Regions from separate parts of the Homo sapiens genome. Here region 1 is linked to region 2. The links are chromatin contacts, found by Hi-C or POLR2A ChIA-PET in ENCODE. All regions are on one chromosome and are shown on one strand. The core of a region is the stretch at or near the end of the contact, and the rest is flanking DNA. Distances in the headings are between cores, read along the strand shown. Region 1 overlaps GNA14 (G protein subunit alpha 14). Region 2 overlaps GNAQ (G protein subunit alpha q).

The links. Hi-C counts contacts between places; a loop is a spot of excess contacts on that map. ChIA-PET counts read pairs that join two places held with the same protein, here RNA polymerase II (POLR2A). Pooled maps may share reads with other maps.
Region 1: a map of endothelial cell of umbilical vein shows a loop between it and region 2 (8-fold over the local background). The contact joins two enhancer-like sites. A Hi-C loop is called at or near these places in 3 of 168 maps with a recorded cell type or tissue (PC-3, chondrocyte and endothelial cell of umbilical vein) and 4 of 50 pooled maps. POLR2A ChIA-PET finds 5 or more read pairs at or near these places in 2 of 52 experiments (A673 and PC-3).

The regions. Positions count from the first base shown.
Region 1 is chr9:77,514,028-77,516,727 of GRCh38, forward strand. All of the region lies in intron 2 of GNA14 (G protein subunit alpha 14), which reads right to left. All of the region lies in intron 2 of GNA14-AS1 (GNA14 antisense RNA 1), which reads left to right. Among named protein-coding and RNA genes, the nearest start is that of GNA14-AS1, 68 kb to the left of the region's middle. Within about 2 kb of position 1,417, at least 7 of the 41 ENCODE cell types and tissues checked have a DNase peak (open chromatin) inside an H3K27ac peak, as active enhancers do.
Region 2 is chr9:77,750,140-77,752,875 of GRCh38, forward strand. All of the region lies in intron 5 of GNAQ (G protein subunit alpha q), which reads right to left. Among named protein-coding and RNA genes, the nearest start is that of GNA14, 100 kb to the left of the region's middle. Within about 2 kb of position 1,477, at least 3 of the 41 ENCODE cell types and tissues checked have a DNase peak (open chromatin) inside an H3K27ac peak, as active enhancers do.

The sequences.
Region 1 (2,700 bases), core at 167-2,666, 240 kb before region 2:
CTTAACTTTTCCTGGAAGGGTACATTTGCAGCTCAACAAACACATCCCAAGAGCTAAGCATGGCCAATCCCAAGCTTCCCAAACTAAGTTTAGGGCCCCATGCCAGGCTTTTTGGTTATCTTGCAACTCAGAAGCAATATTTCCAATGGCCAAATATTTCTTTGGAAAAAGACAAACATGGCCATGTGGACCCCTGTTGCTTTTTGCCCGATATCACAGTCCCATAGTCAAGGAGGCAAAATTCTATCCCATGGGAGAACAGCTGAGCACGTCCTCTGAGGTTGTGGATACTACCACCTAGATGAATCTCTCAGATACCTTTGGGTTCATAATATTGTCTTCACACAGCGTCTTAATATCATTGACTTCACGTTTATTGAGCCCGAAGGGATGCAGAGGTAAACCCGACATGATTCCCCATCAAAGAACTCTTGGTCTGAAGTGGGAGAGATGCATAAATTAAGAATTATAATGTAATACGAAGGATACTGGGCATTACAGGTACACTGGAAAGAGTATCTAACCCAAGGGTGGGTGGGTGGAAAAAGAAGGTGTCAAAGAAAGTCTTCTATAATATCAGATTTTTTTTTTTTTTTTTTTTTTTGAGACAGAGTCTCACTCTGTCCCCCAGGCTAGAGTGCAGTGGTGCGATCTCGGCTCACTGCAAGCTCCGCCTCCCGGGTTCACGCCATTCTCCTGCCTCAGCCTCCCAAGTAGCTGGGACTACAGGCGTCTGCCACCACGCCCGGCTAATTTTTTGTATTTTTAGTGGAGACGGGGTTTCACCGTGTTAGCCAGGATAGTCTCGATCTCCTGTCCTTGTGATCCGCCCACCTCGGCCTCCCAAAGTGCTGGGATTACAGGCATGAGCCACTGCGCCCAGCCCAGATTTCTTATTTAAGACAAATAAATGAAGTTAGCTATTTATGAGTACAAAGGAAATCAGTTTCAGGACGTTCAGGCAGATGGAGGATGTGAGATGACAGTGAGGCCTGGGAGAAGCAGGAAACCACAATCCAATAGGGAGAGGAAATGAGGCTGGACACTGCGAGAGACACGTTCAAGAAAGGCCAGAATGTGGCCTTAAGGTCAACTGCATGGGCTCATAAAAAAATCACATTCCTTTGCCCCAGGAATGAGTTCTTCAGTGGATAGGCTTTTGGCAAACTGGCCTGCATCTATGTCAGGCACTGCAGCTACAAAGGTGGGGAAAAGTAGGCATAGACCTTGGCCTTCATAGATCTTCCATTCTAGTGGAGGACAAGAAAGACGTGGGCAGGCAAAGAGGAAAGGGAAGCAGAGAGAGGAGCATGTGGAAAAGTCCTGGGCTTGAAGGAGCATTGTGAATACAGGGACCAAAAGAAAGGAGGTCACTGTGGTTGAAGCTGAATGAGCATGCGGCAGAGCCGGGCAGCCACTGCTGCCAAAAACCACAAGGCTTGCAAAAATAGTAAAAGAGAGGCTGTTGATCTGCTATTGGGTTCCCCGCCCTTAAAATGCCAAAACTATGTTATAATAACTTGAGATTTCTAATGGTGTTCATCTGGAATTCAAAAGGTATTTGTTTGTTTGTTTATGCATTGCCTTTGTCTGAGAGCTGGAGGAAACAGACAGGAATACAGCATTGCTCTTGAGGAATTCAAGAGTGAGCTGGTGCCAGTTTCTGTGGCTCACGTCAGTAATCCCAACACTTTGGAAGGCCAAGGTAGGAGGATCACTTGTGTCTAGGAGTTCAAGACCAGCCTGGGCAACATAGGGAGACCCCATCTTTACAAAAAAATAAAAAATTAGCCAGGCCTGGGGGTGTGCACCTGTAGTCCCAGTTAGGAGGCTGAAGTGGGAGGATTGCTTAAGCCTGGGAGGTCGAGGTTGCAGTGAGCCATGATCATGCCACTGCACTCAACCCAGGCAACGCAGCAAGACCCTGTCTCACAAAAAAAAAAAAAAAAAAAAAAACCCAGAGCAGGAAGAGACAGCCATGTAACAGAGTTTCACACTATGGGGAGAGATGGGAACTAACAGGGGCAGGTGGTACATGACCCGCAAGCAGAGAGTCACTGAAGACTTAGAGGTCTCCAGGAAACCTTTACTCAAGGATCTCCTTCACAAGGCAATGGACCATTAAATCCTCGAAGCTTTGTAATATCAGACTAGTTGCCCATTTTGTCTTCTCTTGGGCCCAATCTTTAGAAAGCACTCTTAGCTTGTGCTATTCATTTCATTCGTATAACAAATATTTATCAAATGTCTACTATTGCTATGGGTTAGGTCTCCTTGTCTAAGTTTCCTAGGTGAAAATTATTATTTGGCATTATCAGTCATTCATATCAACCTCTAGTGGCAGAGATACCACTCACTTGGAGGCAGGGAAGCAAAACTGTCATAGATGGGTGTTCATAATCAAAGTAACACAGGTCAGCCGGGCATGGTGGCTCACACCTGTAATCCCAGCACTTTGGGAGGCCAAGGCAGCTGATCACTTGAGGCCAGGAGTTCGAGACCAGCCTGGCCAACATGGTGAAACCACATCTCCACTAAAAATACAAAAATTAGATGGGTGTGGTGGTGTGCACCTGTAGTCCTGGCTACTCGGGAAGCTAAGGTGGGAGAATCACTTGAATCTAGGAGGCGGAGGTTGCAGTAAGCTGAGATGGCACCACTGCACTCCAGCCTGGGCAAAAGAGTGAGACCCCATTGGGG
Region 2 (2,736 bases), core at 227-2,726:
AAATCAGCTATAAACATATTTTCTTTTATAAATACCAAATTAATATTAAAGAAGAAATCTTGCAAAATTCTTTCTACCAATACCAAAAGATTTCTAATGCATGGACTAAAAACTCTGTTATAGGATTATCAGAAACAGATGTTTTTGATATTCAATCTTTCTTAAATGTAAAATATGAAAACCAAGCAAACAAAGCATTCTGCCTCTTCCATGCAGTTTTAATCATAATACAGTTTTACTTAATTAGCAAATACAGATGGGGCCTTAATAAGAACATTTTAAATGTAAGAGGTTTTTGTGATAATATAATCCCACTAGTAATGATCATGTTATCATCATTATGTAATTTAGAAAATTTATGAGTCAGTGAAAGTCATTTTCAAGATGGTATACAGAAGTCGACCTCATAACCTCCATTCCAGCCAAATGGCACAGCTCAAACTTCCTGAATATGCTTACATATTTTTTGTTTTATTACCTTTATTTCTAACTCTTTCTTGAAGTCTTCCCAGTCATCAAGCTGGAAAAAAAAATCCCTCCCTCCCCTGAAATCACGTATGGCTTGTTAAGAACACTTGCTATATTAACCTCCCTGGGCTTTTCTTTGTAATTGGTCATGTAAATATTATACCAACCCTGACTGACTGAGCTTCTTGGAGCTCAACTCTGTATCATACTTATTTCTATACACTCCCCCAACACCCAAACAACACCTTGCTGTGGCAGGTGATCAATAAATTTTTGTTGGTTAAAATGAACATTTTGAACAACAGTGAAAATAGGCATTTATCTAACCTGTGAAGATGGTGCTACTGTACAGTGCTGTAAATACATACCAACTCATGAGTCTAATAAGTGGAGACCCAGCACTGCTTGGCCTTTTCAAGTTTTTCCCTTTTGGTGTATTCCTTTACAAATCTTTCCCCGCTTTATAGACTAAATAGCATCCATCATGTTAAGTCAGTGAATCCCATTTAGCAATTAAAGGTGATTACAAGAGCTATCAGGCATCTGCTTTCAATATTATTCCAGGCATGGGAAATTAGTAATGGCCTGCCTTTTCCCTCAAACCACTGCCTAATGCCTTGATTTTTGGAAGATTTTGCCAAACCTGCTTTGTGGTCTTGCCTTGCTAAGATCTGGAAGAATTTCATATTTTCTCTGAAAGTATTGCTAAAAAGAATAAAAATATCCTAGAATGGGTTGGGTGGTTTCCCTAATTGAATACATGGGCCTGAAACACTCCTGTATTGAAACTAACTCTATATACATGGCATGTAACCAGTAAAATGAAAAGCAGATGCTGTAATTTTCACGTAATAAATTCATATGCAATCTCTTAAGATAGTTGAGTGTACTTCAGAAAGCCCAGTAGAGAAAAGACATGAATAAGTGCGGTTAGCCTAGAAGCGGACAGAAATTTTATAATGGGGTGGGTAGGTGGGCTGGGGATGGACAGAGACGTGGAAAGAGCTACAACCTCACTTAAAGCAATGCTGCCCCCATGTGGATACCAAAAATTAGAATCTGTAACTCAGTCAACAGCTCTTTATTCTCCTTAGTAATAAGACCTTCCACTTCCTGTAATTTCAATTTGATGGCTGTTGCTAGGACAACTAGGAAACGAGGCAAGGAACAGACAGACCTCCAAAAAACAAACAAACAAACAAACAAACAAAAAAAACAAACGAAAAAAACAGGTCACTGAAGTGAAGTTACTATATTAATTCTAACTTCTAACAGGAACACAGGAACAGTGGCCCTGCCAAGGGAAATGCGAAACTGAATCTAAAATGAGGTGCCACTGTCCTGAAAAATGATGGTTGAGGTACACAGTGCTCATGTTCAGGCTGTGTGATAGACTCATCTATCAAAGAGTGCTTGTAAATGCTTCCCTTGGAATTGGATGACAAAACAACTTTATCTCAGTATGCACGCAGTGGGAAGGAAAAATTCATTTTTTAAAACCTGTAGTCACTTTAAGTTAATCACTCTGACAAGTATTTCTGTTTGCAGTTGAATTGTCAAACAGATAATAAAACAAAATAAACATGGTGTAGAGAGGTCTCTAGGCAAAACTGCAGTTAATGTACCTCGGTAAAAATGGCAGGAGTATTCCAAAGTATTACAGAAATGTGAAAACTTGAAAAGCTGAAAAAGGTTAAGATGAGTTCTAATGTTTCATTTAGATCCTTATTAGGAAGTGACTACTCTATCTGAGTCTATACTGACTAAAAAGTGTCTTGTTCACGTGCTGCAATAACTTGCACCGGGAGGTAGAGTAGGTACTGAATGTGTGCTTCACACTTCCCCTCAAGGACTCAGAAATGAAGCTAGAAGGGAATATGGAGTTCATTCACATCCAATCTCCTCTTTTTACAGCTGATCTAACTGCAACCTGCAGAGGTTAAGTAACTTGCTCCCAAACCCACAAAGTTATTTCTGGTGAAGCCAAGACTAGAACTCGGTTTTCTCAACCTTCATTCCAAGGCTCTTTTGTCTCCTTGTGTTCTTAGATGGAAATGCCTGTGTCTGTTATTACACCTCAACACTGAAGTATGTGTGCAAAGTCACTGGGTTTCTACAGATGTTATTCTGCATGTAAATTTTATCTTATTTCTCCCCAAGTGACTTTAAATTTGGAGCAATTTCAAAATTAGCATTCTTTTGGATAAAGATTTAGTTGGCTTCAATCCCAGCACTCTGGGAGGCCAAGGCAGGCAGATCATGAAGTCA